4 separate regions of the Homo sapiens genome follow, and regions 1, 2 and 3 are each linked to region 4. The links are chromatin loops, found by intact Hi-C in ENCODE. Cell type or tissue: CD4-positive, alpha-beta T cell. All regions are shown on one strand. Region 1 holds the start of ZNF30 (zinc finger protein 30). Region 2 holds the start of LOC124904701 (hepatitis A virus cellular receptor 1-like). Region 3 overlaps GRAMD1A (GRAM domain containing 1A). Region 4 holds the start of LINC02965 (long intergenic non-protein coding RNA 2965).

The links. A loop is a pair of places that touch in the nucleus more often than their neighbours do. Peaks named below come from ENCODE experiments on the same cell type or tissue, not always from the same donor. Only the 100,000 strongest peaks of a DNase experiment are listed, where the experiment ranks them.
Region 1: a loop joins it to region 4, with 2.0 times the contacts of the local background. A loop is called at or near these places in 3 of 110 quality-filtered maps.
Region 2: a loop joins it to region 4, with 4 times the contacts of the local background. A loop is called at or near these places in 3 of 110 quality-filtered maps.
Region 3: it touches region 4 in a loop (3-fold over the local background); 12 of 110 quality-filtered maps call a loop at or near these places.

The regions. Positions count from the first base shown.
Region 1 is chr19:34,923,324-34,931,323 of GRCh38, reverse strand. ZNF30 (zinc finger protein 30) reads right to left here and starts at 4,421. Exons shown (of 5, transcript NM_194325.3): 1 at 4,108-4,421; 2 at 1,368-1,440. The coding sequence starts at 1,376. It overlaps ZNF30-AS1 (ZNF30 antisense RNA 1), which reads left to right and starts at 4,498. Exons shown (of 3, transcript NR_110749.1): 1 at 4,498-4,595; 2 at 7,490-7,782. In CD4-positive, alpha-beta T cell, no CTCF peak of the experiment used is centred here; a DNase peak (open chromatin) is centred at 4,463; H3K4me3 peaks cover 1,228 bases.
Region 2 is chr19:35,087,055-35,095,054 of GRCh38, reverse strand. It overlaps LOC124904701 (hepatitis A virus cellular receptor 1-like), which reads right to left and starts at 4,107. Exons shown (of 3, transcript XR_007067238.1): 1 at 3,935-4,107. It overlaps HPN-AS1 (HPN antisense RNA 1), which reads left to right. Exons shown (of 4, transcript NR_024562.1): 3 at 7,955-8,000. It also overlaps the pseudogene LOC100420797. RefSeq lists an enhancer at 3,996-4,533. In CD4-positive, alpha-beta T cell, CTCF peaks have their summits at 4,147 and 4,352; a DNase peak (open chromatin) is centred at 4,394; H3K27me3 peaks cover 1,020 bases.
Region 3 is chr19:35,010,153-35,018,152 of GRCh38, reverse strand. GRAMD1A (GRAM domain containing 1A) reads right to left here. Exons shown (of 20, transcript NM_020895.5): 5 at 7,958-8,000; 6 at 7,774-7,869; 7 at 6,599-6,679; 8 at 4,785-4,897; 9 at 4,462-4,612; 10 at 3,766-3,964; 11 at 2,186-2,329. Among named protein-coding and RNA genes, the nearest start is that of GRAMD1A, 14 kb to the right of the region's middle. RefSeq lists an enhancer at 5,198-5,277. In CD4-positive, alpha-beta T cell, CTCF peaks have their summits at 4,799 and 4,999 (motif pointing right); DNase peaks (open chromatin) are centred at 3,532, 4,982 and 6,692; H3K4me3 peaks cover 1,529 bases; H3K27ac peaks cover 5,607 bases.
Region 4 is chr19:34,834,090-34,842,089 of GRCh38, reverse strand. It overlaps LINC02965 (long intergenic non-protein coding RNA 2965), which reads right to left and starts at 3,379. Exons shown (of 5, transcript NR_186333.1): 1 at 3,302-3,379; 2 at 2,272-2,491; 3 at 242-364. In CD4-positive, alpha-beta T cell, a CTCF peak has its summit at 3,283 (motif pointing right); DNase peaks (open chromatin) are centred at 3,239 and 3,639.

The sequences.
Region 1 (8,000 bases), 89 kb before region 4:
GGATCTGTATTAAAGGTTAGTAACTTTGCGAGGCTGAGGTGGGTGGATCACACGAGGTCAGGAGTTCGAGACCAGCCTGGCCTATGCGGTGAAACTCATCTCTACTAAAAATACAAAAATTAGCTGGGCGTTGTGGCATGTGCCTGTAATCCCAGCTACTTGGGAAGCTGAGGCAGCAGAATCACTTGAATCCAGGAGGTGGAGGTTGCAGTGAGTCAAAATTGTGCCACTGTACTCTAGCCTGGGTGACAGAGCGAGACTCAGTCTCAAAAAAAAAAAAAAAAGAAAAAAAGAAAAAAAAAAGTAATGATTTTATACTTATAAACGAAGACTGTAACAAATGCCTCAGTTTTCCCCAGTTCTGGTAATCTGTTCATCTACTACTGATAACAATATGCTGATAGTGTCATACAAGATCCTTCACTTAATACTTTGGCTGCTGTTTTTTTAAATTTTTTTTTGAGACACAGTCTCACTGTGTTGCCCAGTCTGTAGTGCAGTGCTATGACCATAGCTCACTGCAATCTTGAACTCCTGGGCTCCAAGTGTCCTTCTGTCTGAGGGTCCCAAGTAGTTAGGACTACAGGCATGTGCCCCCATGCCTGGCTAATTAAAAAAAATTTTTTTTGGTAGAGACAGGGTCTTGCCATGCTGCCCAGGCTGGTCTTGAACTCCTGGGCTCAAGTGATCCTCCCACCTGGGGCTCCCAAGGTCCTGGGTTTACAGGTGTGAGCCACTGCACCTGGCCATTTGGCTGTTCTTGAGTTAGTGGATTAGGGTGAAAATGACTCAGAACCAAATGCATGTTGTCCAAGTCTGGCAGGTCCCATTCCATAACAAAATTGACCTTAGTATCACTCTCAGGCATCCCAAGAAGAACCATGATATCAATGTTTCACATCATAATCACATCCCCACTCAATCTTAAAAGCCTCATAGAGCATGTTATCTCATCATATTGAGACCAATCAATACAAAATTCCATCTTATCAGCTCTGTGGAAAACTTCAAATCTTCTGATGTGTGGCCAGATGAAGCCAACAGATCAAACTCATCAAACCACAGATGGATGTAGGAAGCTCAAATACTTCTGCCACGGGACTTCAATCCTCCACTGCTCTATCACAGCCTTTCAGCTAAGACTTACTATTTACCTGCTTCGTAACTTGCTCAATGAATTCATGAACACCGATTAGAAATGAGGACCTCGTAAGGAGGAAACGATACTTTGACATCATTCCGCCAAACAGAAGGAATCAAGTAGGCAATTAGATGGTACATTCTGATGAAGAATGCTTCAGGTCAATTAAGGAAAATAGCCACGTAATATAAAAATCCCCATATTTCAAGAAGAAACACCAACTTACATGGGCCATGCTTTGAGAATTGTAAGAACTGATCAGTCTTCACTGGGGTTCCTCTATCTGAGAAGTTCAAAAGCTAGAAAATCCAGAGAGGAGAAAAGGAGGCTTTAGTGTTCTCAATGACATACATTAATAAACCTTCCTGTCCCTTCATTTCAGCTTCCAAACTGTGCTACAAACACCCTCAAACAAAATTTGGAGAACAGTGGAATTCAAGCCCCAGTTAACTAAGCTGTACAGAGTTGATCGCAGAGGTGTGGCACTTCTTAAGGAAGGCAGAATCAGACACAAGCTTTCCCACCAGGCCCCCATTTTGGGAATGTTGATCTAGGTCTCAAATTGGGTTGCACAGTCTTCTCTTGAACAGATTCTCCTCACTCCATTCCCACGTTCTAAGCCTAAGAAAGAGTCCATATCACCCAATCCAGAGCTTCTTTAATGGTGACAGTATAAATCTGAGGTTGGTCAAGACACGGGAGGTAGAGAACATAGGAGAAAATGATCAGGCAGTTACTAATATGGCTCAGTTTTCTCATCACTAAAATAGTAATAGGAGTATCAGCTCCAACATGTGGTTGTCCTGAAGAATAAGAAAACCCACCCCAAAAGTTAATAGAATACTTGCTTAACATGAGTTGGCTCTTTTGTTTTGTTTTGTTTTGTTTTATTTTTTGAGACGGAGTCTCGCCCTGTCACCCAGGCTGGAGTGAGTGCAGTGGCGCCATCTTGGCTCACGGCAACCTACGCCACCCAGATTCAAGTGATTCTCCTGCCTCTGCCTCCCTCCCGAGTAGCTAGGACTACAGGCGCATAGTCACGCCCAGCTAAGTTTTGTATTTTTAGTAGAGACGGAATTTCACCATGTTGGCCAGGATGGTCTCCATCTCCTGACTTCGTGATCCGCCCGCCTCAGCCTCCCAAAGTGCTGGGATTACAGGCGTGAGCCACCGCGCGCAGCCGAGTTAGCTCTTACTATGGTAGCTCCCTCTTATCCACAGGGGGGAGATACACTCTAAGATCCTCAGTAGATGTCTGACGGAACCCCATATATACTATGTTTTTTCTTATACATACACACCTATGATTAAGTTTAATTTATAAATTAGGCACCATAAGAGATTTTTATTTTTCTGTTTGTTTGTTTGTTTGAGACAGGGTCTCACTCTGTTGCCCAGGCTGGAGTGCAGTGGTGTGATCTTGGCTCACTGCAACCTCCACCTCCTGGGAGCCTCCCAAGTAGCTGGGATTACAGGTGCCCACCACCACGCCTGGCTAATTTTTGTATTTTTACTAGAGACAGGGTTTCACCATGTTGGCCAGGCTGGTCTCGAACTCCTGACCTCAATTGATCCACCCATCTCAGTATCCCAAAGTGCTGGGATTACAGGCGTGAGCCACCGCACCCGGCCACCATAATTGAGTAATAGCAATAACTAATAATAAAATAGAACAACTATAATAGCATACTGTAATAAAAGTTATGTGAACATGGCCCCTCTCTCTCAAAATATCTTATTGTACCAAAATCACCTATTTTCAGATCATGGTTGACTGAGGGTAACAAAGTGAAGAAAGTGAAACTGCCGATTAAGGGGGCACTACTGCATTGGAGTTATTACGTAAACATTATACATCCTTTATTTCATTTTAATTAAACACTTGTTTCCACTTAATTTAATTTATGTATCTATCTATCTATCTATCTATATATATATATATATATATATATATATATATATTTTTTTTTTTTTAGAGAAGGGATCTCGCTCTGTCGCCCAGGCTGGATTGCGGTGGTGCCATCTCCACTCACTGCAACCTCCGCCGCCTCCCAGCTTCAAGCACTTCTCCCACCTCCGCCTCTCAAGTAGCTGTGACTACAAGCGCACGCCACCATGCCTGGCTAATTTTTATATTTTTAGTAGAGACGGGGTTTCACCATGTTGCCATGTTGGTGGTCTCGAACTCCTGAGCTCAGGCAATCCACCCGCCTCAGCTTCCCAAAGTGCTGGGATTACAGGCATGAGCCATGGCACCCGACCTGTTTCCACTTTTTACTTAAAACGTAAGTTTCTCTGGCATGCTTTCTTTTAATTCTAACTAAAAAATTAAGAGCAACTCTTCTTTAAAAACAAACAAATAAAAAACCAACAGAAAAGATTCTCTGACATTTCAATTTCCTCTGTCCCCTAGCAGCTAGAGAGAGAGAGCTACTGCTGTGGGATAATGCAAAATTGAAGAACCTTAAGAAAAAGCTGGGTCCTATTTCTGTGCAATATGGAGATTGATGGAAATGTTTACAGCTGTCATCTTGCTCTCCTTTCTTACATAATTTTGTCATTAGTTAAGTAATCTGCACAACAGATCCTTTGAAGTCCTTTTCCCTGCACTGATAATTTTCAGATGACATTGCTCTCATCTTTAAAAGGTGTAAATACTTTATACAGTTTTTTCCAAACAAGAAGAGGCTTCCTGGCAATCCCATTTCTTCCCGCTGCATGCAAAAGGTATCATAACTATCGTTTCCTTTTTAAACTGAGAGTTGAAGAGTCTTTTGCTCCTTTACATAAATCAATTACAGTGATTTTATCCAAAATAGTAACAAATATTAATAGCTCAGGTTCGCATGGAGGCCATGCACCCAGTCTTCGCGGATGCACACCGGCCCCGGCCGACGCACCCTCCCTGCCCTGCCGCTCCCGCACTCGCCGGCCCGGGATCCTCGCCCGGTCCACCCAACGCTCACGCATGTCTCAGTCCGGGTTCCGCGCCGACACAGGTCTGCAGAGCTCCCGGTGCTGTGTTCGTTTGCAGAAATTCAAGTTGCCCGGCGGGGCTGCTCCAACCTCGGAGCTGGGCGCTGACTTCTCCCTCGATGAACTCCAAAGCTCGCTGCCGGGTCAACGACCACAATGAACTGGCGAGGAGGCAGAGATTGAGGTCGTTCCAGTGGCCGCTGAGAAATGTAGTTTCAGGCTACATTGGCCGGATAGCTGCAGCCTCTGGGAAATGCAGTCCTGAGCCGTCACACCGCCGAGCATGCCCGGCGCAGTCCACAAGGCCGCCCACCGGCGCCCGGAGACTTCTGGGCGCTCCCGTCCGGCTGAGAATGCGCAGGCGCAGGCGCTCGAGTTGCTGGGAGCCATAGACCTCGAAGCTGGGGCGTCTGACACCTGAGGCCCGAAGTAGGTGGCCAGCTTCTTAGAGGGCCAACCCAGGGCATTAACACACCAGGTCAGAAAAAGCAAAAACAAAAACAAACAAAAAATGATAATCTATACCAAAATATGTTATTACTTTAACACAAAAATATGAAAACTAGGTGTTTGAAATTATCTTTCCGTACTGTTTGCTTTTCGCTACAGAAATGCTATTATTTAACAGAATATTAATAGGATTAATAGTGGCAATTAGACTAATCACGTGTGAGAAAAATATATTTCTGTCCTCTGATACAGGAATTTTAAGTTTCTATTAAATATTTAAATTTTGTGGGTTCTATCTAAGATGCTAAATGTAAGACCTTTTAAAAGGAGAATGTAAATAAGGCTAATCAAACAGATATTAACTATATGTAATAGGCATTTATCTTTCTGTCCCATCATACGTTTAGGAGATATTTACTCTTTCTGGTTCCTTTTCCAGTAACACCTCTCTGTATTAGCTGCCTGTAGCCTTTATGGCATTCTTCTTTTGGTTTATGTAATGCTAAAACTGAATACAGGCAAACGTGAAATTCACCTTGACTGTCAGCTCCGCTTTTTGTTTGTTTTGTTTTTGTTTTGTTTTGAGACAGGGTCTCCCTCTGTCGCTCAGACTGGAATGCAGTGGCGCTATCTCGGCTTACTGTAACCTCTGCCTCCCAGGTTCAAGTGATTCTCCCACCTCGGCCTCCAGAGTAGCTGAGACTACAGGGGCGCGCCACTACACCTGGCTAATTTTTGTATATTTTTTGTAGAAATGGGGTTTTGCCATCTTGCCCAGGCTAGTCTCGAACTCCTGGGCTCAAGCGATCCACCCGCCTCAGCCTCCCAAAGTGCTGGGATGACAGGGTGAGCCACCGCGGCCAGCCGAGCTCTGTTCTTATTAAGCCCACATTACAGTGATTCCTGGAGTCAGTCCAGGGTGATGACATTGATAAGGAGGTGGGGAAGGGGAGTGCTGGGGAGGGAAGGGCGGGGTCCCTTTAAATGATATGGAAGGGGGAAAGGGAGGTGCTGGGTACAGGAGGGTGTGGTCCCTGGCTAGGGCTCCACCCCTGGCCCTGTGCCAACTGACCTAGGTGAGGGCAGGCATTTTTGTTTTCCTGCCCAAATGTTGCGTTTCCCAAGACCACCCTGGCCTGCCACGCCCCCATCCTGTTCCCGCCCCCATCCTGTCCCTATAAATACTCTGAGACCCTAGCAAGCAGACACACAAGCCGCTGGACATCCAGAGGAACATGTTGGCGGAAGAAGACATGACAGACGCTGGCACGCGGGCAGGCCACCCACCAGAAGGACGCGGAGTTTGGCTGGGGCAGTCCAAGGAGAGCCGGTGCTGCGGAGCAGCCCGATTCCAGGGGAAAACCATTTCCCTTCTGGCTCCCCCAACTGTTGAGAGCTACTTCCACTCAAAACCCTGCAGTCATCCTCCAAGCCCATGTGTGATCTGATTCTTCTGGTACACCAAGACAGGAACCCCGGGATATGAAAGCCCTCTGTCCTTGCGATAACGCAGGGATCTAATTGAATTGACTAACATAAGCCGCCTGCGGACAGCTAAAGAGCATCCTGTAACACGCCCACTGGGGCTTCAGCTATAAACATTCACCCCTAGACACTGCCATGGGGTCAGAGCCCCACAGCCCGCCCGTCTGTATACTCCCCTGGAGGTTTGAGCAGCGGGACACTGAAGAAGCGAGCCACACCCCCATCGCACGCCCTGCCAGGGGGACAAGGGAACTTTTCTCTTATCAACATCAACCTAAGTAGCCTCGCATCAAAAGCATTTGACTGTCAATAGTTAGGATTTTCCCTACCAGCAGTAGCAAGTTTTTAGCCTTATTGGAATTAGTTTCCAGCTCTGCAAAAATGTTCATCTGCTTTGTAACTCCAGGCTTTTTTGGTAGAGCAGCTGTTTGTTGACCAGTCGCTTTGCCTCTGTAAGTTCACCATATAGGCTATTCATGTCTAAAGTGTTCATTTTCAAACCCTCTGAAACTCATTGGGTATCTATTACAATGTCTGAAGACAAATATTTCATTAACAAATAAGAAGGTGATAGACCTGGAGTGAGAATCCACCCAATTCATGTCAATCGGAGACAAATTTGCAATATCCTGTGATTCCTGAACTGGCTGTGGTCACTGATCACTTCTGTCCTGGAGGAACTAGAGACATTCAAGACAAATAAGGACTCATCTAGTCCCCTGATTAAAGGACTTTTCATAGAGGCTGCATTAAGGGCCAAATTATGTACAATGTGCTCTCTGAGATGGGGATGTGTAAATAGCCGTCAAAATGTCATCTGGGCAGAAATTTGTTTGGGAGGATAAATTTATGTTCAGGGGTGAGGGGTGAATACAATAGAAATTTGTATTTTGCAGAGGGAAATGTGGGTTCCATGGTGGGTAGAAATAAAATAGATTAGTAGAATACTTAGAATGTCAAAGAAATTTTTAAATCATAGGGTTTTTTTTTTGAGAAAATTTTTGAAATGATTTTGAAATGATTTATTCAAAAAGTGCCCCTCAAAAGTGATCACTCCATAGATGACAGCTAAGGATCGCAATCTTACTGCTATGCCCTTGTGTTTTGAGTGAAGACTTGTGTGACTATAGTGAGGGTCTAGGTGTTTAATCGTCAGAGGTAAATTGGAGATTTCAGATGAGGCTGTCTCATGGAAGAGGGAGGAAGGATACTCACAAACCCTACAGCTGGAATCTGAGCATCCAGTGGAAAATGACAGTCCCTGATCCCTCAGGAAACTTTCTCTGGCCACTGTCAGTGATGTTCTAATCTAGGAGAGCAGAACTTTCCCCCTTATAATGTTTCTCACTGCATTTCCTGAAATATATTTCGTCTAAGTTCCATACGTTTATCTGAAAAGAATAACCACTTACCAAATTGTGTTTCCAACTAGGATAGTGGCCGCAGTTGTATTATCTTGTGCATTTGTCAAGAGAGGTCATCCGAACGCTGAGATAAAGGCTTGGGATTCCATTGTCTCATCTCTTTCTGGGAGTGATTTTCCTCTCATCTGGAAGTGCAGAGACAGAGTCTTCATAGGGAACTGAGATTACCTCCAAAAAACATTTGTGAAGTGAGCAATTCCTAGAAGGCTGTTAATGTTGATTAATGAAATTATACAAAAAGAATCATAAGATAGCTGGAGAAGAAAATTATCTGTGATGCCTGGAAAAGATACGTCCCAGTGGGAGGTAAGTACAGAATCCTGAGTTCTGAGATGTGAGGAATTCAGTTGAGGTAATGGTTCTACTATAATTGTGGCTACCATTAAATTTTTGTTTCTTCAAATTATGATTTATTTCTCTTCCTGATAACATTGAACAATCATAAATGTGGAGGGAAAGGAATCATTGAGGGTTGATTTAGAGAGAGTAAACAGGTGTAAAGCCATGGTTCCTGTGTGTTTTAA
Region 2 (8,000 bases), 250 kb before region 4:
TACAGGCACGTGCCACCATGCCCGGCTAATTTTTTAATTTTTAATTTTTAGTAGCGATGGGGGTCTCACCTATGTTGCCCAGGCTGGCCTTGAACTTCCTCAAGTGATCCACTTTGGCCTCCTAAACTGCTGGAATTACCCTGTTCTTTCTTAATAAGGCTAAGGGCATTTCTGCGTCTGGACTTTGCACCTAAGGTTCCCTGTGCCTGGAGGGCTCTTCCCTCATTGCTCATAAGGCTTCTCCTTCCCTCCAGCAAGTCTCTGCTCCAAAGTCACCTCCTCAATGAGGCTTTTCCTGCTCACCCTGTTTAAAAATTATAACTCCCACCCCATACTCACAAGCACTCCTGATTCTCCTTTCTAGTTTTATTTTTCTAGGACTTATCACCATCTGAAATATTATGTATTTATTTTTTACTGTTTGTCTCTCACTATTATAATGTGCACTCTAGGAGAGAAGAGACCTGTCTCTTTTGTTCTTTGCTGTGTCTCCAGAGCCTACAGCAGGGCCTGCTACAAAGTAGATACTCAGAAAAATTTTGTGAGTGGATGGATGGAAGGATGGATGAGTGGATAGATGGATGGATGGATGGATGGATGGATGGATGGATGGATGGATGAATGGATGAATGGATGGAAGGATGGATGAGTGGATGGATGATAGATGGATGAATGGATGGATGGCATAGGCCAGGTGGTAGGTGCAGGTGCCCTGGAAGTGGGCTATGGCCCCATCGAAGGTGAAGTAATGAGGATCTCCAGTGGCCATGCAGGTGCCCAGGGGGCTCTGGCAGCCCAGCTGGCCACCCTGCAGACCACAGATCTTCCCAGTGGGGCAGCACGCCGGGCTGCAGCGGAAATGCCCCGTTCTGTCACAGCTGCAGCGGCGGGTGCATCGGTTCAGCCAGACCAGGTCGGAGGCCAGATCAGCATGCCCTGCCCAGCCCAGCCCAGGTGGACCCAAACAGGGCCTGGTGGAGGCCCGAGGCTGGCCTGGCAGCTGACCCAGAAGAGCAGAGGCTCAGGGGCCGGCTCAGCATGGGATGGGCAGGAATGCCATGCCCAGATTCAACAGCTGGGGGTCTGACCATCATGACAGGCTACTGCCTTACCCAGAGGGCAGCAAACTTGTGACACCTGCTTTCTCTCAGTGGAAAGCACAGCCTAGTGATTAGCAGCACAATTTTGGGGTCAGAGAGACCTGGAGTCCAGACCTAGCTCTGTCCCTTGAGATCTCTGTGCATCCTGTAGCCTCAGTTTCCCCCTCTGCACATTGGAGGCAATCAAAGGGCTGTTTGAAGGTCAGTGCGGTCATACGCATGAGGCTCTCACCACCCAGCTGGCCTACAGTAACCAAGTTCTTGACATATATCTGATACCATTATTAATAACATGCTGGCCCAGTGCTCAAGGCATAATAAGCACTCAGAAAATATTACCTTTTATCCCGATGACAGGATTACACACGCAGCAAATGACCAAAATATGTTCACGATGGTTATCATTATATATCATTAACTGGTTAGCACAGCAATACAGCAGATGCCTGGTACATACCAGCCATTATTATTGTTAATATCACCATTATTTTAATATGCTTACACAAGGCACATTGTAAATGCCCAAACTCTTAATATATTAGCCATTATTATTATTATTACTATTCATAAAATGCTTAGCCCAGGCATGAACACAAAGTAAATACCCAATATATTTTAGCTTATTCATTTAATTATTTTTTTGAGATGGAGTCTTGCTCTGTCACCCAGGCTGGAGTGCAGTGGTGTTATCTCAGCTCACTGCAACCTCTGCCTCCTGGGTTCAAGCAATTCTTGTGCCTCAGCCTCCCAAGTAGCTGGGACTACAGGCATGTGCCACCATGCCCGGCTTATTTTTGTATTTTTCAGTAGAGACAGGGTTTTGACATGTTGGCTAGGCTAGTCTCCAACTCCTGACCTCAAGTGATCCGCCCACCTTGGCCTCCCACAGTGTTGGGATTACAGGTGTGAGCCACTGTGCCCAGCCCCCAATACATTTAAAATTTTTTTTTTTGAGACGAAGTCTCACTCTTGTCCCCCAGGCTGGAGTGCGATGGTACAATCTCGGCTCACTGCAACCTCTGCCTCCCGGGTTCAGGTGATTATCCTGTCTCAGCCCCCGAGTAGCTGGGATTATAGGTGCCTGCCACTAAGGGAGGAGACCACCCCTCATATTGTCTTATGCCCAATTTCTGCCTCCAAAGAAAGAAGTAAAAGCCAAAAGACAGAAATGAAATCCACAGGCAGACAGCCCGGCGCCACACCCTGGGCCTGGTAGTTAAAGATCCACCCCTGACCAAACCAGTTATGTTATCTATAGATTACAGACATTGTATAGAAAAGCACTGTGAAAATCCCTGTCCTGTTCTGTTCTGTTCTTACTGGTGCATGCAGCCCCCAGTCACATACCCCCTGCTTGTTCAATAGATCACGACCCTCTCACGTGGACCCTCTTAGAGTTGCGAGCCCTTAAAAGGGACAGGAATTGCTCACTCGGGGAGCTCGGTTTTTTGAGACGTGAGTCTTGCCGATGCTCCTGGCCAAATAAAGCCCTTCCTTCCTTAACTCAGTGTCTGAGGGGTTTTGTCTGCAGCTCGTCCTGCTACACCACCACGCCCAGCTAATTTTTGTATTTTTAGTAGAGACTGGGTTTTACCATGTTGGCTAGGCTGGTCTAGAACTCCTGACCTCAGGTGATCCACTCGCCTCAGCCTCCCAAAGTTCTGGGATTATAGGCATGAGCCGCCGCGCCTGGCCACATTTTAATTATTATTATTAGCAGTATGGGACCTGATGTGTGATCACTACTCAAATGTTGGCCATCAAAATAATACAAATGGTTTGGGTGTGGTGGCTGATGCCTGTAATCCTAGTACTTTGCGAGGCTGAGGCAGAAGGATCCCTTGAGTCCAGGAGTTTGAGACCAGCCTGGGCGATACGGTCAGACCTCATCTCTACAAAAAATTTAAAAATTAGCCAGACATGGTGGCACGCAACTGAAGTCCCAGCTACTCAGGTGACTGAGGGGGAGTATCATTTGAGCCAGGGAATTTGAAGCTGCAGTGAGCTAAGATGGCGCCCGTGCACTCTAGCCCCAGCAACAGAGCAAGACCCTGTGTCAAAAAAATAAATAAATAAATAAAATAAAAATAAAAAAATAAAAATAAACAAAAAATAGCACTGACCACAATGCTAAAACATTTAGGACAGAGTCTTGTACCTATTAATGATAAATAAAATGAGCTGTTTTGATTATTGTTATTATTACTACTATTACATTGCCAAAGTGTGTAGTGGGGGCTATGCACTCAATAAGTGATGGCTAATATTTTAAAAAGTCAATAGTGCTGACAGTAATAATAATAATACATATATTTTTTGAGACAGAGTCTCGCTCTGTTGCCCAGGCTGGAGTACAGTGGCGCCTTCTCGGCTCACTGCAGCTTCCTCCTTCCGGGCTCAAGCGATTCTCCTGCCTCAACCTCCCAAGTAGCTGAGATTATAGGCGTGGACCACAACATCCAGCTAATTTTTGTGTTTTTAGTAGAATGGGGTTTCGCCGTGTTGGCCAGGCTGGTCTCACACTCCTGACCTCAGGTGATCCGCCGGCCTCGGCCTCCCAAAGCGCTCAGATTACAGGCGTGAGCCACCGCACCCAGCCAATAATAATATTATTAAGCACTTAGCACACAGGGAATGACCTTAGTAACTAGTAGCAGTATTGGAATCATCAATAATAAAGCAGGTCAACACATTGTGAACCCACAATGTGCCATCCGCACAATTGAATATAGGTGTCCCGGATTGGGCGCCCATCCCTGGCATGTTTTGGGGGCTCCCTGACCCCCATGATGGGCCGACCCCCTCACAACAGCAAGACCCTGCCCCCAGCTCACCTGGTAGGAGGGGCCGCCGTGCGCCGAGCCGCACTCCTTCGGGTGCCGGCACCTGGCCCCTGCCCACAGGTGCGCGTTATCGTTGGCGCAGCCCTCGGAGCAGGCAGGGCGGCCGCGGGGACGCAGAGCTGCACCCGGCGCGGGTCCAAGCGTTGCTGGTAGCTGCTGTGCTTAGGACACGTGGCGGCTATGCAGGGAGGAGAAAAAGCGCGGGTAAGGAAACATGATCTGCAGGCCACATTTGCCCAACTCCCTGACCGAGTGCTTAAAATCTCGGCTCTGTCGTGGTGCTTAACCTCTCCAGGACTCCGTACCCATCTCTCCGAAAAGAGTACTGACCTCAAACTGACTTTGAGGGTTAAGCAAGTTAAAATAAATTAAGTGGTTGGGACAGCGCCTGGCACCCTGGGAACCTTGGATAAATGCGACCTATTGTTATTCCAGAAATAGCCCCTAGGTGGCCCACCTTTCTCACTCCATGAACACTGTCTTACCTCCCCCCCACTCCACCCCGCTCCCCGCCTTCCCTATTCCAAACCCTTTGAGGGTTCCCTACGGCCCAGGTGTCAGAGATTCACATTTGGATCTAACATAGGTGGGTTAGAACCTGGTTTTAGGGGTGTCTTGATCCCCAGGATGGTATCGGACAGGCTTTTGTTGCCTGTTGGTTGAGCAAGAAAGCGGCACCTTCCACCCCCACCCCGTAGAACATGACCTGCCCCGATTGCGCCCCTAATGTTGGAACCAGCTAGGAACCCTTAATGGGCAAGCATTAGGGGCCAGCAAAGCTTTGGTGCAAGGGAGGAAAGCCGGATGTTTTAGGAACGATCAGAAAAATCTGAACATGGACTAGGCTTTTCATGATATCTGGGAATTACTGCTTATTTTGTTAGGTGTGAGCAAATCACAGCAGGTTTTTTTGTTTGTTTGTTTTGTCTTTGTTTTTTGAGACGGAGTTTCGCTCTTGTTGCCCAGGCTGGAGTGCAATGGCGCAATCTTAGCTCACCGCAACTTCCGCCTCCCAGGTTCAAGTGATCCTCCTGCCTCAGCCTCCCGAGTAGCTGGGATTACAGGCATGCAGCACCACGCCGGCTAATTTTGTATTTTTAGTAGAGACGGGGTTTCTCCATGTTGGTCAGGCTGGTCTCAAACTCCCTACCTCAGGTGATCCGCCTGCCTCGACCTCCCAAAGTGCTGGGATTACAGGTGTGAGCGTGAGCCACGCGCCCGGCCACAGCAGGTTTTTTTCTTTTTAAAAGTCCTTATCTATTAAAAAAAATAATGCTGGAGTATTTACAGGTTTACACGTTGTCTGGGATTTGCTTTACACAAAATAAATCAATAAGGGAGGGGTGGAGGTGGACACAGGTCGGCCACAACTTGGCTGTTGTTGAGGCTGCCTTCTGGGTACAGGGGCATTCAATAGGCTATTCTCTCTACTTTTATGTTCAAATTTTCCATAATAGTTAAATAAGAAAGAAAGAATTAGATGATATGGCTAGTAATAAAACTTCTTTTGTCTCTGGAGAAAGAAAGTCTTAGTTCAAGTCTCAACTCTGTCTGTTGTGATTAGCAGTAGACAAATGGCTTTACCTCTGTGAGCCTCTGTTTTCCCAAATGTAAAGTGGGAATAATAACAGTCATTGCCTCTCACTTGCAGGGTGTTTCTGAGACAGTGGCGGCAAGAGGTACACAGAGCCTTCGGCCCCATGCCTGGGACATTGTAGATGTTCAATAAGTATTAGCAGTTGTTGGGATTATTATTGTGGCATCTCAGGTCAGGCATTCTGAGGGTGGAAAAGGACATCCCCTTGACAGGGGGCCAGGGATCCAGTCAACCCAGGGTGGTATTCAAAATACATAGCGGGCTGGGTGCCATGGCTCATACCTGTAATCCCAGCACTTTGGGAGGCCGAGGTGGGCGGATCACCTGAGGTCAGGAGTTCGAGACCAGCCTGGCCAACATGGTGAAACCCCATCTCTACTAAAAATACAAAAAATCATCTGGGCGTGATGGCGGGCACCTGTAATCCCAGCTACTTGGGAGGCTGAGGCAGAAGAATAGTTTGAACCCGAGAGGAGGAGGTTGCAGTGAGCTAAGAACAAGTCACTGCACTCCAGCGTGGGTGACAGAGTGAGACTCTGTCTCAAAAAAAACAAAAAACAAAAAAAAACATAACAGTCGGTAGCATACAGGCCCCCTACCAATCCACATGCGTCCAGCTGGAGCCTAGGAGGAGAACCTGGAAGGCCTTCCTGTGCTGGAATTGGGAATATGGGAAGTGGTTGGGGCACTCAGGCAGCCCAGGAGTACAGAAGGATGTCAGTCTGTGTGTGGCCATACAGAGCATGCAGATGAATTCCTGCCCTGCTCAACCATGACTCACCACAGAAGGAAGAATTCCTCTAGTGCCTGATGGTGATGTTGGCGCCCTGGCAGATGGCGGCATATGTCTGCAGGGCCAGGCAGAGGATGTGGTCATCATCCCCAGCAAGACACAAATCATCGACACAGCTGGAAACATATGGGTCTGGGTTGATCTCCCAGTGGCAGTGGCTGAAGGGTCCTGGGGGTCCTGCAGGAGCCAGCACTGCCTCCTGGCTGACACAATCTGCCCCTGGTCATTGCAGACTGAGACTGGACAGGCAGCCCCACAGCTGTCCCTACAAGCCTTGCTCTGCTTCTCCAAGGTAATGTCAGCCTTAGCGTCCTCACTGGGGTTGCAGTTGAAGTTGCCTCAGAGCCCACAGGTGTGACCCTTGTAGAGGTGGGGCAGGGTGAGGGTAAGGCTGTAGGTGAGATCTGTGCTGAGCCAGAGGCCAAAGTCTGACTGCAGCAGGGAGAAGAGGCCATTCCAGTGGACGGCAAGGCTGCCCCCATTCAGGCTTACGGGGAGGGCTGTTGTCTCACCATTCACCTAAGGAGCAGGCAGAATCAAAGGAAGGCTCGGGAGCATAGGACCACAGTTGGGTCAGTGTTGCTTGGCACATAGTAGGTGTTCAAATACGTGAAAAATGTTGATTTTTTTTGATATAGGGTCTCACTCTGACCCTCAGGCTGGATGCAGTGGCACAATCATGGCACACTGCAGCCATGAACTCCTGTGTTCATGCGATCTTCCCACCTCAGCCTCTTAAGTAGCTGGGACTATAAGCTGGGACTATAAGCGTGCGCCAACACACCCACCTAATTCTTTTTTAGATACGGGGTCTCGCTATATTGCCTGCTTGAGACAGGCTGGTCTTGAACTCCTGGGCTCAAGGGATCCACCTGCCTTGGCCTCCCAAAGTGTTAGGATTACAGATGTAAGCCACCGTACCAATACATGTAAAACATTTTTAGATGAAGGAACAAGGACATAACTATAATAGTGACCATCTCTTGTTTTATCCTGTTCTGCATTCATTTCTCCTTTCTCTGGATTTCCCTGAGAACTCACCCCTCCAAAATCAATCCATGTGGTTCACAGAAAGTCAATCCTATCCTAACTTCCAGCACATGACCCAGGCCCAGCCAATCAGCTAGTCCATCAGGGATTCAGGGGTGGTCACATGACTCAAGCTGGGCCAGTGAGGGACACTTTTCCTCCAGTGACATTTGCTAACCTGGCAGCTGTCCTTGTCCCTACAAGGTGGGATGGGATGGTGCCTGTCTGAAAATGAAGGAAAGGAGAGCCCAGAAATTGAGACAGATTTGAGACATATTGTTCAAGCACCTGGGTCCAGCTATGCCTGAATCCATACACCTGTAGATTTTTTTTTTCAATTGTGTAAATCAGTAATTCTTTTTTTTCTTAAGCTGGTCTGAGAGTGTTTCTGTTATATTAGCTGAATGCATCTGATGGATATAGTCAAAAATGGGCATATAATCAGAAAATAGAGGTAAAATGTAGAAATAATGGAGACAGAATAAGTTTTTCCCTTGGGCCTATGGGTTTGGGTGAAGGGTTGGGGTTCCTAGAAACGACACGTCCCAAAGCTGGTGCTTATCTGAGCCATGCCTGGGCTGTCCCTCCGCAGGTGGACCTGGGTCCCATTAACCTGGACAGACACCTCCAAGATGAGC
Region 3 (8,000 bases), 180 kb before region 4:
AGCTGGGCGTGACGGTGGGCGCCTATAATCCCGGCTACTCAGGAGGCTGAGGCAGGAGAATGGCTTAAACCCAGAAGGCAGAGGCTACAGTGACTCAAGACTGTGCCACTGCATTCCAGCTGGGGCGACAGCAAGAACCTGACTCAAAAATAAATAAATAAATAAATAAATATGTGTTAATGATCACAAATTTAATGTCCACTCTGTCAGGCCTATGCAGGGCTTGGAGGCCAGTGGGAGACCAGGATAGATGAACTCCTGTCCTTAGCACCCAGAATCTCTTGAGAACAACAGGAAATATCTATAAATAAAAACCACACACTACTGGCATGGTGTGAGTTAAGGGCAGAAGCTGTGAGTATCTGGGGGTATCTGGGATCTGAGGAAGGTAAGGGAAGGCTGCCAGGAGGATGTGAAATCAAAACCAAGGCCTGAAGGAGGAACTGAGGAAGGAAGGGGTCGGGGCAGAGGAGCCCAGGAGGCCGCGTGATACCAGTAAAGGCCCTGAGGCTGGAGGCCAATATTGAGAGAAGTCCCCTGAGGCTGGGATGGGGCAGCCAGGTATGGAGAGGGGCAGCCACAGCTCTGGGTGAGGCTGAAGGGTTGACATGGGACCAGCCAAGGAACTTGGGAGGCTACAAAAGAGATTCAAGCAGGGGAGGAGCGTGTCAGATGGGAGTTTCTCTTTGTTTCTTTTTCTGTATTGATGAGACATGCAGTATCCCCTGCAGTCAGGAAGATGGTGCCTTGTGTTGGGGGGCTACAAGGCCCCCAAAACTATGCTTATGTCCTAAAAGGGCTGGCGTGTCAGGCTGAGGAGCTCTGTATTAGGCCATTCTTACATTACTATAAATACCTGAGGCTCAGTAACTTATAAAGAAAAGAGGTTTAATGGGTTCACAGTTCCACAGGCTGTATAGGAAGCATGATGCCGACATCTGCTCGGCTTCTGGGGAGGCCTCAGGAGCATTTTTTTTTTTAATGGAGTCTCTCTCTGTCACCCAGGCTGAGGTGCAGTGGCATGATCTTGGCTCACTGCAACCTCCACCTCCTGGGTTCAAGCAATTCTCTCACCTGAGCCTCCAGAGTAGCTGGGATTACGGGTGGGCAGCATCATGCTCAGCTAATTTTTTTTTTTATTTTTGTAAAGACTGAGTCTCATTATGTTGCCCAGGCTGGTCTCCAACTTCTGGGCTGACATGAACTTCCCACCTTGGCCCTCCTCCCACCTTTTTTTTTTTTTTTTTTGAGACAGAGTCTCGCTCTGTCGCCCAGGCTGGAGCGCAACGGCACGATCTTGGCTCACTGCAACCTCTGCTTCCCGAGTTCAAGTGATTCTCCTGCCTTAGCCTCCTGAGTAGCTGGGATTACAGGTGCTCGCCACCATGCCTGGCTAAAATATTTTTGTATTTTTAGTGGAGATGGGGTTTCACCATGTTGGCCAGGCTGGTCTCAAACTCCTGACCTCAGGTGATCCACCTGCCTCGGCCTCCCAAAGCGCTGGGATTATAAGCGTGAGCCACTGTGCCCAGCACCCCACCCCCCGCCCCTGTTTTTTTGAGACAGAGTTTGGCTGTGTCACCCAGGCTGGAGTGCAGTGTGATCTCAGCTCACTGCAACCTCCGCCTCCGAGGTTCAAGCAATTCTCCCACTTCAGCCTCCCAAGTAGCTGGGACTATAGGTGTGTGCCACCACACCTAGCTGATTTTTGTATTTTTAGTAGAGATGAGGTTTCACCATGTTGCCCTGGCTGGTCTCACACTCCTGACCTCTAGTGATCTGCCCACCTCGGCCTCCCAAAGTGCTGGGATTACAGGTGTGAACCACCGCACCAGCCCCGCCTCAGCCTCTTAACTTGTATTTATTAAACGCTTACTATATGGTATTGCTCTAGGAACTTTTCTAGTATGAACTCACTTAGTTCTCATGATAACCAATAAGCCAGGTACTATTATCATACCCCCATTATACAGAAGGAGAAACTGAGGCACAGAGCATCTCAGAACTCTGCCCAAGCCTACCCAGCTAGTAAGTGGCAGAGCTGCTTCTGGTCTGACAGACATTGCTTTTCACCACCTCGCCTTGCCCCACTGGCTAGCAGTGCCTTCCCCTGTCCTGGGCTACCCTTCCTCACCCCTCCCCTGCACCTGGGTAACCTCAGCCTCTCCTTCATGCGCCCGCTGACCTGTGAACTTGCACTGCTGTAGGAAGCCCTGGAGGAAGGGCGAGTCCGAGAAGAGCATCTGCTGGAGCCGCTCAGCGCCCACATGGAAGACAGAGTTGATGAGGAGGCGGCCGGAGAGGTCGGGAAGCAGGGCAGCCAAGTCCGCTGGAGACAGAGGAGAGCCGAGGATGATGACTGCCTCCACTCCTCCCTCCCTCTGCGGGCCACGCCTCCCCACTCCCAGGCCTTGTAGTGTGCATGGGCGGACCCCACCTCCTGGAGCACAGCTGGACACTGACACAGAGCCCTCCTGTGACTCAGGGATGGGTTGAGGGTGGGCACGTGCTCCAGGCCCAGACAGACAGCCACTGTGCTTGGTTCTGGGTGGAGAACACACCTAGGCCCTGAGATTTAAATCACAGGGATTCATTACCAGATAGCACGCCTCCTGGGAGCATCAACCTAGGGGCACAGCAATTGGTTCAGGGGTGAGTGGGTGGCCCAGGTCTATCCGATCAACCACAGTGATTGGTTCAGGGGCAGGCACACTCTCAAGTTGGCCCAATCAGAGCCAACCCTAGGGTGTCCGCTGTAGACACTAGGAAAAATAGGCTGCTCTCTCTCATTGGGCTGGTCTGGGGCAGGGCTGAGGCCATCTCTGCCCCATAAGAGACAAGAATAGAGGCTAGCTGAAAATTAGTGGAGAGAGAAAATGAATACAATAATGATAATAGAAATACTAATAGTCAATGCTTACTAACTGGCCCAAGTGCTTTAAATGTATGAAATCACTTAATTCTCTCCCTTTGTTCGTTTTAGAGACAGGGTCTCGCTCTGTTGCTCAGGCCGAAGTGCAGTGGTGCAATCATAGCTCACTGCAGCCTCCAACTCCTGGGCTCAAGCGATCCTCCTGCCTCAGCCTCCCCAGTAGCTGAGACTACATAGGGTGCATGACCCCATGCCTGGCTAATTTTTAAATTTTTTGTAAAGACAGGGGTCTCACTATGTTGCCCAGGCTTGTCTCAAACTCTTGGCCTCATGTGATCCTCTTGCCTTGGTCTGCCAAGTAGCTGGTACTATAGGTGTGCACCACCACACCTAGTTTTTTCTTTTTTTTCTTTTTTGTACAAAACGGGGTCTTGCTTTGCTGCCCAGGCTGTTCTCCAACTCTTGGCCTCTAGCAATCCTTCCTACCTTGGCCTCCCAAAGTGCTGGGATTACAGGTGTGAGCCATCACACCCAGCCTCATTTATAGTCTCTTAACAACAATCCTATGAAGTGGGTATTATCATTGTTAACCCCATTTTCAGAGGAGGAAAGCAAGCTCAGAGAAGTTACATAATTTGCCCACGTGACATGGTCAGGAAGTGGTGTGACCAGGATGTGAACCGCGGCAAGCTGCCTTCAGTCTGTGCTTGTGTTCACCCTGCCATGCTGCCTTCAAAACAGAGTAAAGACAGAGATTTCTAGCAACAGCGCCTGAACGCCATCCCGCCTGCCCCTGGATTCTCAGTGCTGCGGGCGAATCCATCCCCTCTTGCTTAAGACTGAGCGAGGCTTGCAAGTACCGGAGGCGAATGAATTGGGCCCGCCTGCCTCACCTTCCTCCCCAGTGGATGAAGAGGAGTTACTTGTGTCTGTCAATAGCTCCTCACTGGGCAGCAGATCCAAGGGGCCCAGGGTGGTGGGCCCGTCAGGCTGGGTGGGCTCTGTGCTCGGGGGTTCAGCCACCGGGGTCACTGTCTGGCTGGAGGAGGCGTCTGGCTGGCTGTCTACCTGCTCCTCCTTGTCCTCCTCTGCCTGTGGAGAAAGGCCCGATGCAGCCTTGGCCACCTCCATCCCAGCCCCAGGGCTCCCAAGTCCACACTGGCCACAAGGATTCCAGAGCCTGTGCAGACCCGGGGTGGTGTGTGCACCGAGGGCTCACGGCTGAGCTGCGAGCAGCCTGGGGCCACCCAGATGAGGGCCCCTCTCAGCCCCTGCCAGGCTTGTCTCAGATGCCTGAGCCATAAGCTTTCTTACCTGTCCTGTCCGTCTGTCTGTCTGCTGCTTCATCTATCCACCCATCTCCCATCCCTTCTGTCTCTCATCCTTTCTGTCTGTCCCCTCTCTTCCCTGTCTCTCTTTCCCTGTCACATGTCCGTCTTCCCCTCCCTGTCCTGTTCCTCCATCCAGGCCTCCCCTGTCCCCCTATCCATTCCCCTCCAAATCTGTCAGGCTGTTCTTCTCCCACTGCACCCCCAGCCCTCCTCTCTCTTCCTATCAGTATCCCACCCCTCTTCCAACCCACCGCTCACCCCATGGTCTGCGTCGCTGCTGGCTCGGGAAAGGTTGGGCGTGACATGGCCACGGCGCGAACCCACTGGGCTTGGCTCCTGGCTGCGGTCAGCTGCCCCCGAGGAGGTGATGTCGCTCAGGGCGATCACATCTCCCACTTCCTTGGGGGTCCTGTGGGAAAGGGGAGGAAGCGGGACTGCTGTGTCCTTGAGACCCCATACACCCTCCTGAATCCTCCAGACGTCATACAACCATCTCAGGCCCCCCAGCACTCCAGGAACTCTGCACGCCGACCGTCCTGTTCTCCCCCGAACCCTTCAACCTCCTTTGACCTCCAACTCACCCCAGACCGTTCAGCTGCAAGGGGGAGACATAGTCCTCATCCTCACTGGTGAGGCCCAGCTCTGAGCCGTAGCACTGATGCACCAGGTGCCAGAGCTCGCGGGGACTCAGCGTCTGGGGAGGCGGGACCTGGGGTTGGCCTCCATCTCACCCCAGCCAGAGCCCGGCCCGCCAGATTCCCCACCAGCCCTCGGCCTCCGCAGTTCCCCTGGCTTCCACAAGGAGGCAGCCACGATCTCCCGCACCAGACCTGGCCTCAGCAAGCGGGGAATCCCCTGCTACAGCCCCTCCAGGGCCTGCGCCCAGGACTCAAACTTCCTGCTTCCCAAGTCCCCACAATACTCTGGCCAGAGAATGTTCCCATTTTTTTTATATCTTTTTTTGTTTGTTTTTTGGAGATGGAGTCTGGCTCTGTCGCTCAGGCTGGAGTGCAGTGGTGTGATCTCAGCTCACTGCAACCTCTCCCTCCTGGGTTCAAGCGATTCTCCTACCTCAGCTTCCCAAGGAGCTGGGATTACAGGTGCGTGCTACCACGCCCAGCTAATTTTTGCAATTTTAGTAGAGACGGGGTTTCACCATGTTGGCCAGGCTGGTCTCGAACTCCTGACCTCGTGGGCACCACGATCCGCCCGTCTTCGTCTACCAAAGTGCTGGGATTACAGGCATGAGCCACCGTGCCCAGCCATGAATGTTCCCATCTTTACAGAGCATACGGAGTCCCAGGAAGGGGAAGTCATGTAGGGAAAGTCATGTGTTCAAGGTCACCAAGTGACTTGGTCAAGCCCTGCCAGACTCCAGGGCTGAGTCTCCCATGCCTATGCCATCGTGGCCCCCCGAATCTTTTCCCAGGTGTCCTCGGGAGCCTTGAGCTTTCAGCCACCCATGGCCAGAGTGGCTGAATGACAGTGATGACAGTTAACAGTAAGTGATGATAGCAGCAGACATTTGCCACCTGGTCAACTAGGTGCATTCTTCTAACCACTTTACAGATGTACTAACTCACTGTATCTTCAAAACCATCTGGAAAGTAGGTGCTAACCTCATCATCCTTTTAAGACAATGGTGCTGAGAAGTGCAAGGTGACATGCTGGGGTCCAGCCAGGAAGTAGCAGTGCTGAGATGTGACCCCAGGGGAGCTGGTCTACAGCCGGGGGGCAGAGGGGGTGGCGAGGGAGCTAACCGCTGGGCTACTCTGCTCATAAGAGCTGACATGACTGAGTACTTATTCTGGGCAAAATTCTGGGTGCTGTGAAGTGGGGATGGCCCCCATTTGACAGATGGGGTTCAATCACTTGCCCCAGGGGATGGGGCTGGAATCCCGGGGCTCTGCCCTGTCCTCCTTAGGGCCTGACTGTGCGCTGTCCCTCTCTCAGGATGCTGAATGGGACCCTCAGCACTCCTGCCTGCTCCAGGGACATCGGAGCCTCTGAGAAGGCAGCGCGTGAGTGCCGCTCAGCCGGAGGATGGGGCTGGGGCTCTCTGAGGTGCTGTGGACCAGCCATAGCCGGCATCCTGTGATGACCTCCCAGCCTCTATCCACACTCCCCCGCTGCCAGTGGAACCTGGATGTCCTTCAGGGTGAAAATCATTCCCAGCCCCAGGGAAGAATTACGACGGTTTACACCAATTCATGTCCCTTTGCCAGAGACTCAGCTTCGGGGTCAGGTGGGGCCCAGGGAGGAGCTGCAGGGGCACTGGGCCTGGTGCCCATGGAGAAGAGCCAGGGCTGCCTCCAGCTCCGCAAGTTCTGGGGTCCCTGGCTCCATGGTCCCCCTGGAAACCCCCCATCCCCACCCGGGCCTCACCCAGGCCCACCTTTTCAAGCAGTGCATTCTGCCAGAGGCGGAAGATGAGGAGGAAGCAGCGGTCACGGGCCCCAAAGGAAGTGAAGAAATGCTGTCAGGGAGAGAGAGAGAGAGAGGTGTGAGCAGGTTGGGGAGCGACCAGGACAGAGGTGGGGAAGCGCCACCCTCATCTGCGCTGACGCCACATCTTTGGCCCCATGAATCCACTAATTCACCCCTGCATTAGTTCCACAAAACGTCTGTCCTGCGCCCGGCCCTGCCCTGGACAATTCCAGAATCACTGGGATGGGGAGACGACCCCTGGCCCTGTCCTTGGAGCTCCCAGTCCAAGGAGGGGACAGATGCATCTCTAGACAGGGTCAGCCCAGAGGGGCTGGGATGTGATGGGGGGAGCCCAGGGAACTTGCCCAGCCTCCTTTGCCACTAAGAATGGTCAGTTGATCCTTTTTTTTTTTTTTTTTTTGAGACAGGGTCTGGCTTTGTCACCCAGGCTGGAGTGCAGTGGCATGATCACGGCTCACTGCAGCCTCAACCTCCTGGGCTCAAGCCATCCTCCTGTCTCAGCCTCCTGAGTGAGTAGCTGGGACTACAGGTGCGTGCCACCACACCTGGTTAATTTTTTGCTTTTTAAGAGACAGGGTCTCACTATGTTGCCCAGGCTAGCCTCAACCTCCTGGGCTCAAGCAATCTTCCTGCCTCAGCCTCCCCAAAATGCTAGGGTTACAGGCATGAGCCACTACACCTGGCCAGATCCACTTTTAACCAACAAAACACAAAGAGAAGTCTGCTGGGAAGTGTCCCCCACACCTGTCCCCCTTCTTGTTGGACCGCTGGTGAGAAAGCCATCTTGCAACCAACGGACATGAGGCCACAATGACAGGGACAGGACACAACATCGGGGAGACTTACGAAGGGAGGGGCGGCTGAGGTGCCACATACATGGAAGAGTTTTACTATTTCTGCTGTTCCTGAGCAGCTGTGTGAGGTAACAGGTTGCAGGGAAAGAGAGGAGAGGCTGGTGCGGGGATCAGGTCAGGGGTGATGGGCGCCTGGGCCGGGAGAACAGAGAGAAGGGGACAGCTCGGAGAGAACTCAGGGTGCAGAACAAATGGGGCTTTGCATGTTTGGGGGAGGCGGCCTGCTGAGCGGGGGACCGCGTGGTCCCGTCACCGGGTCCTCCGTCACCTTCTCGCTCTCCGTGCAGATCTGGATGGCGTTGGGGATCAGCTTGGCCGTCTTTTCCTTCTTCAGACATGTCACTTCCTTCAGCTGGATGGAGATCTGAGGACAGCAGGAGGGTCAATAGGAGCGGGGTGGGGCCTGGCCATGGGGGCCCCCGCCCCTGTACCCTGCCCCGCTGCGGGCTCACCGTGGTCTCCCAGCGGAAGATGTTGCTGTAGAAGCAGATCCAG
Region 4 (8,000 bases):
TCACAATAGGGTTCGCACTCCTAAGAGCATCTAATGCCGCTGCTGATCTGACAGGAGGCGGAGCTTAGGCGGTAATATCCGCTCACCTGCCACTCACCTCCTGCTGTGTGACCCAGTTCCTAACAGGCCACAGCCAGTACTGGTCTGTGGCCTGGGTGTTGGGGACCCCTGGTGTATGGAATTGCTCCAAGACATATTGGCCTTATAAGACTTTTTAAGACAGCATGGATCTTGCACCTACCTGATCCGCATCTCATGTCCTTGAGCTTGGGGAGAGATCCCGCACAGATAGCCGTGTGGTTGGCTGCAAGGTTAAATTAGAAGAGAAAGGCCTGATGGTGTCAATGCTGACAGTTGTTGGTTTCTGCAAATGTAAAGGTAAGAAAGAGAAAGAAAAAGGCATGCAGATTAAAACAGAAGTTAAAGTAGCTTTATTCACATAAACATGATTCATAGAAAACGAAGAAGCTACCAGAAGTCAAAAGTGAATTTACCAAGGTCTCAGTATACAAGTCAATGTGTATTTTTAAAAATTTCTGTATACCATTGATGAATGATTGAAAACTAAAATTGGAATGATACCATTTACAGTAGTGTTTACAACTCACATAAAATACATAGGAATAAATTAGCAAAAGCTCTGCAAGTTAGACTCACAGAAAACTACAAAACAGTGGTTACAAATTTTCTCTTAAAAACCCAGATAGTAAATATGGCGTTATGGGTTGCTTATGGTCTTTTCCACTTAGTCTCGTTCTTATATTTTTAGACCCTTAATTTTTTCTTTTTCCTTGAGACAGAGTTTCGCTCTTGTTGCCCGGGCTGGAGTGCAGTGGCATGATCTCAGCTCACTATAACCTCTGCCTCCCAGTTCAAGCAATTCTCCTGCCTCAGCCTCTCGAGTAGCTGGAATTACAGGCGCCTGCCACCACACCCAGCTAATTTTTTGTATTTTTAGTAGAGATGGGCTTTCATCATGTTGGCCAGGCTGGTCTTGAACACCTGACCTCAGTTGATCCACCCTCCTCGGCCTCCCAAAGTGCTGGGATTACAGGCATGAGGCACTGCACCCGGCCAAAAATGTTAACACTGTACTTAGTCACTGGCCTTACAAAAATAGTTCAGGGGCCAATTAGCTTGTTGACCTTGCTACAAAATATTGTTGAGAGAAAATCTTAAATCTTAAAAGACCTAAATATATGGAGACATATATCATGCTCCTGTACTGGAAAAGTCAATATTGATAAATTGTCAATATTGACCAGGATCCTGAAAAGTCTTTCTAAAAAATGAGACAGGCCCAGGTGCAGTGGCTCACACCTGTAATCCCAGCATTTTGGGAGGCCGAGGTGGGTGGATCACCTGAGGTCAGGAGTTCAAGACCAGCCTGGACAACATGGTGAAACCCCGTCTCTACTAAAAATACAAAAATTAGCCGGGCGTGCTGGTGGGCGCCTGTAATCCCAGCTACTTGGGAGGCTGAGGCAGGACGATTGCTTGAACCCAGGAGGCAGAGGTTGCAATGATCGTACCACTGCACTCCAGCCTGTGCGACAGGGTAAGACTCCATCTCAAAAATAAAACAAAACAAACAAGACAGGGTCTCGCTCTGTTGTCCAGGCTGTAGTGCAGTTGTGTGATCATAGATCACTATAACCTCATACTCCTGGGCTCAAGTGATCCTCCCACCTCAGCCTCCTGAGTAGCTGGGACTATAGGCGTATGCCACCATGCCCAGCTAATTTTATTTTAAAATTTTTTTGTAGAGACAGGGTCTCACTGTGTTGCTCAGGCTGGTTGCATACTCCTGGTCTCCAGCATTTCTCCTGCTTCAGCCTCCCAGTGTTGAGATTATAGGCAGGAGCCACTGTGCCCTGCCATAAAGCTTTTAAATCAGCATGAATCCTGTGCCCACCTGATGTACCATCTCCCATCCTTGGCTTTGGGAGAAGATAGGCCACAGGGACCTTCATGGTTTGCTGCAAGCTCAATGAGAATAGAAATGCCCAATGGGGATTTGCTTGTGAACAGCAGTCCCAGGTCATCTTCAGAGGAGACCAAGGCCCCATTGTGGCCAATGGCCAAGATCTGAGTTTGAAGCAAAAAGGAAAGACTTCCTAGTGGGCCACGTAAGTGCTCATTATATGTGTGCCATGGACTAAGGACAATAAAAAATGGTAATACGTGATTTGTGCATAAATAGAGTCAGACAGCCTGGGTCAAATCCTGGCAGGGTCACTACCAGGGACTAGGACTGAAATGCTGTTTTACCAAATTTGTAAAAACAAGCGAAGAGAGCCTGCCTCCCAGGAAGAGATGAGGTTGGGTGCAGCATTCAGGCAGGTCAGGCCACAGGTTTCCCTTCTCAGAAAGCTTCACAGCCCAGCACGTCACGTCCCAGGCTCAAGTCTCTCCAGGGCGGCCACAGAGAAGGCTCCTGACACCGGGACTTGGAGAGGTGATCACAGAGGAGCATGAAGGAGGTGGTGGCCTGAGGAGGGGAGAGGGGAAACAGATGTCTTCAGCAGCAGCTGCCTAAAAGGATGAGGGTCCAGCCTTTTGTGCTCCATATTTGCACCCCATGATGGCGTCTCCTCCTCATCTTAGCACCTGCTGCAGCTACCTGGCCTCTTGGGTACATCATTCAGCTCGGGAACCAGCATAGCCCTCTTCCCTCCCCAGCTCCCTCTCCCACACCTGGCACTTCCAGTGAACCTGGTGCTGGGAAGACCTGGGCTGCTTCTGTACTCGCTCTGAGCAGGCTCTGCCCTCCAGTGACCCCAGGATACACCTGGACTGCTTGCAGAAGCTACGGTCCGGGCCAGGCTTCGCGGAGCCTGCAGACCTGGCTGCTGGTGCCCAACAGCTGCAGTCCTGAGCGGTGCTCATATCGCGCAGGGGCCGGTCTGGGTCTAAACAGCCGCTACCGGGTAGGCGGAATCCCGAAGCTCGAGAGTCCCCTGCTGGGGCTGGGCCGTTGGACCTCGCCCTTTGCCCTCTGCTGCGTTTCTTCGAGCCCTGGCCTCGCGCACCCTTTCTCTCCACGCGTTCCAACGGCGGCTCAATTGCGTAACAGGGTGTGCAGCGCACAGGCTGCTCTTCACCGGCAACCTCTTCTACAAGCTTCATACGCGCCCCTCGTCCCCCATCTGGTCTGGATCGCCTCGCGGTCCCGGCACAGAGCTCTCCTCGACCTTGCTCGCCCAGGTTTACTGCAGTCCCGCGCCTTTTCGGTTGGACATCACCGCTAGGAGGCGGTGTCTGATTCCGCAGGCTCTGGGCTCCTCTCTGGGGTTCTTACCTTGAATGTGTGCGGGACTCTGGTGTGGAGGTCTCAGGAGCCACTGCTGCCGGCTAGCACTACTAGGGTGTTCAGCTGAATATCTTGGAATGGTAGAGTCCTCCTCCAGGCTGCAAATGACTCCTTTCTGTTTGGGGTTTGAGCAGGTAGTGATCTCTACGAAGCTGGGCCACCCTGTCCTCCCCTCCATACTTGCCTCAGAAAGACTGAGTTGAAGTCCCCAGGAGAGTGCAGGAAAGGAAAAGCTAAGGCAGAGGGAAAAAGTAGCAAAAGAAGGATAATTAGAGAAGGGCTCCCCCCTCACCCTCATAACAGCGGGAGTGTCTGGAAGATCAACGGTGTCATCTTGTGGTCACTTCCTTCCAGTACAGTCCTGGACTCCTGAAAGGAAGCCTCTGTTCCAAACACCCAGAAGACACCTTGAGTAAGAAAGCATCTTCTCTGAGCCCATTTGCCAAAGTCAGTGACATCGCCAGCTTATACAGACCTCTTTGGAGGTCTGCCGTGGGTTCAGCAGGGCTGTCCCGTCCAGTCTTATCTGCACTCTGCTACTGGAGAGGTGGGCGAAGGAAGATGTTGATGGAGGCCATTCACCCAGATCTCCAGCCTCACTAAAGTCAGACAAGACACAGGGAGAAAAAGCTTCCAGACACTCTCAAGAAGGAACTTTCCAAACACATCTAACAGCTGTGAGCTCTGTAACTCCAAATTCCAGTACTCCTGCTGCTGCCACTGCCGCTATTGTTGGGTGGAGGAGAGCTACCTCTGCCCCCTAGGTTTCCTGTATAGTCACTGCTGAAGACCTAGGCTTGGAGAAGAGAGGTGAGCACCAGTGGAGCCCCAAGGCGTTGGAGGATAAAACTGAGGCCCCTTCAGACAGCAGGGCCACTCAGCCTGCCTGTTCTTTCTCCCTTTCTGCTGAGAAAATTTCAGACTTCCTGACTGTGGCCACTTTCATCATGTGGATCCTGGCTCCTGCCTCATTAGTAGACACTGATTCAGCTGACCTGTTTGCCAGACCCTCCAATCCTGACTGCCCCTGTACTTACCCCCCCCCATCAGATATTGATCATGAAACGAGAAGCCCTACTTATAATTCTCCTTTCACCATTCTTGCTGAATCTCCTTCTCCCTTTAGGATTAATAATAATTGTTAGTCCAAGCTGCACCATTTTGCAAGTCCCTGCCATTTCACAGACCCTGGTCAGAATGAAAGATTCCATGGGGCCCTGGGCTGTGAGAAACATCCTGCCCAGCCACCTGACTTCCTTATCACATCCTGCTGGGCAAAGGCCCAAGGAACATCTTTATCAACATCCTCCTGGGCAGCAAGCCATACGGGCCCAGACCCCTCCTGCCCAGACCTGTAATTACCCCAGCCTGTAAGCAGCAGTGAGCTCTGGCACCAAGCTGGTCCCCTCTCTGCAAGTTGTACTGGCAATAAACCTGTGTTGCTGTAGAGCCACCAACTCTCTCTCTCTCCCCTTCCCTTCAAAACCTAACAATAATAATGATAGAATAACAATAAGGCAAACCACCCAATTAAAAAAACTGGACAAAACATTTGAGCAATAATCCCTTTCCAAAAGTTGATTCAGAAATGTTCAACAGGCCCACCAAAAATGCTCAATATTATTAATCATCAGGGAAGTTTAAATGAAAACCACACTGAGATGCCATTGCACATCCACCAGAATGCCTGTAGGGATGTAAAGCGCTTGGAACACTTCTCACTTGCAGTAATAATATAAAATGGTACAATCACATTGAGAAAATGTCATAAAACTTATTATAAAAGTAAACATACACATTCTTACTCAGCACTTCCATTCTGAATTATTTCCTTGAGAGAAATGAAAACATGGAAGATTTCTCATTGCAATGATAATATGAAATGGTACAATCACATTGAAAGAATGTCATAAAACTTACTATAAAACTAAATATATACTTATTCTTACTCAGTGCTTCCATTCTGAATTATTTCCTTGAGAGAAATGAAAACATATGTACACAAAAAGGCTTGCATGACACAAAAAGCCTTGCATAGTAGGCAAAATTCATAAAAGCCTTATTCATAATAAGCATAATATGGAAATATCCCTGATACCAATCCACATGAGAATAGAAAAAGAAATTATGAAGTATTCATATTACTCAGCTATCAAAGAAAATAACCCCTGATGACAGACAACAAAAGTACAAAAGCACAGCATTCTGCTAAGTGAAAAGAATCCTTGCACAGGAATGCATACTGCATGTCCCTATTTATATGAAAAGCTAGGACAGCCAAAACTAACCTATCTTGGGACAATCCTTGAAGAATTGGAGAGGATTGACTGAACCTGGAGGTACAACTGGATCACAGCAGTGAGCAAATCAGGGCGTTGGGTCGAAATCAAAATACAGAGATAAATCTCTATAAATATAAACTGTTTTATTTGGGAAGTGAAAATTGCAATTCAGGGCACACAACTGGGCAGCCTTTTAGAAGAACAAATAGAAAGAGGTTTCGTTAAAAGAGCAAAGACAATTTATTTTGCAAAGACAACTCATTGGCACTAGTAAAGTTTTGGGGAGCTGGCAAGTTCTGATTGGTAAGTGATAGCAGTGGGTAAAAGTAATCATAGAGTCCGGCAGGTTGTTTCAGAAGCTACTACATAAAACCGTTTTTGGGTTACAGCAGGCAATTTCAGCAGCTAGGCTTGCAAAGAATTACATTCTTGGCGTGCCCTGAGTGTGTTTTCTCCTCCTGGCCTTCCAATTCTGTTTTAGTTGGGTATAACAAGAATGGCTCAATTTATATAATCAACTTTCACACTTGCCAGCCATAGGAAGCCAGGGCATCCTACCCATAAGTGACTCTCTCTCCAAGGGCTGAGCTGTTCTCTTCCTGTGCCGACAAACTGCTCCAGGGAGAGGGGATCTGGCTGATCCAACATGGGTCAAAGTCCCACAGTCCAGATATATGTGTCTCAGAAGGTGGGGGGTTCTCATGGTCCATGGACTTTCCTTCAGATAATGTTGGAATTGCTCCGAGAAGGGCTAGTGATTTTTACCCCTATGTTCACCATGCCTTTTCTGCACACAAGAGTGCTTGTGTCTTTGCTCTCTTCTTGCACTGCTCCTCCCGGCTGACCATCTTCCCATTCTCTGCCGTGCCCCTACCTTAACATTGTTTTCTAAATGAACCTTTTTCATGTTTAAAAACTGTTATAACAGTTAGAAAGAAAATCTGGCCTTCTCTGCCATTATTATGGCCAATTGCATCTACGTAGCAAAATCTGTTTATAAAACAATGATTTTAGAATGATATTCTTTCTACCTTTGCTTCGTTTTTTTCAAATCAAGTTTTGGAGGTAAAATTCAGCAATTTCAGCGGCTGCTGAGAAAAAAATTCAGAGTCAGGACCTGCCAATGAAGAGGGTCCCCAAAAAATACTCAGGTTTTCATGTAAAACGTCTGAAAGCCAGTATCCCAGAAATAAGGATAACAGGAGAGAGCCAGCCTTCAAAAAGAGTGAAGCATGGCTCTGACTTACATTAATCTCAGAATAAAGTGTGCTTTCCCATCCTAGCTGCCTTCTACATCCAAAGGTAAATCCCTTCAGAGGATTTATAGTAGCATCAATAAACATGAAATAAATCTACAAAAGACATGCAAATCGACAGGAGAATTCCAGAGCTAAATGTGAAAAGTTAAGCAATAAACCTCATAGTAGGCATCACTGAAAATTTCCATGATATTGGAAGTGATGCTGGGCAGGCAAGCCCAAATTGGGGCTTAGCTTGGGAGGGTTCTTTGCTTCACCCAGCAAAGGATTCAAGGGTGAGCTGGTGGTGGAAGAAGACAGCTCTATTGAAGAGGCAGTGTTACAGCTCTGTGACTGCTCCTGCAGAGCACGGTTACTCTATCGGCAGGGCGCAGAGAGCAGCAGCTCAGGGCAGTTCTGCAGTCATATTTACATCTACTTTTAATTGCATGCAGATTAAGGGGTGGTTTATGCTGAAATTTCTAGGAAAAGGGTAGTAACTTCTGGGTCATTGGGTCATTGCCATGGAAAGGAGCAGTAATTCCTGCATGTTGCCATGACAAATGTAAACTGACATAGCACACTGGTGGGTGTGTCTGATGGAAAGCTGCTTCCACCCTGACCCTGTTTTAGCTAGTCCTCAATTTGCTCCAGTGTCCAAGCCCCGGCTCTGGAGTCGAGTCCTGCGTCCTACCTCAGAAGTAGTCGAAAACATACACATGAATGTTCACAGCAGCATTATTTCTTTCTTTTTTTTTTTTAAAGAGAGATGGGGGTCTCACTATGTTGGCCAGGTTGGTCTTGAACTCTTGGTCTCAAGCAATCCTCCCTCCTCAGTCTCCCAAACTGCTAGGATTACAGGCATGAGCCACTACACCTAGCCACAGTAGCATTATTATTTCTAATAGCCAAACATCCATCAATAATAGAATGGGTAAATTATATTTGTTCAATGGAACATCACACAGCAATATAAAAGAATAAAGTGCTGCTAAAAGCAACAACATGGATGAATTTTATGAAGTGTTGAATGAAAAGACACAGCCACAAACAGGACACATGGTAGGGTTCCATTTATATAAAGTTTTTAAATAGGCAAAACTAATCTATAATGTTAAAAATTTGGGAGGGGCATAGTGACTAGGAATGAGCATGAGGTTGATTCTG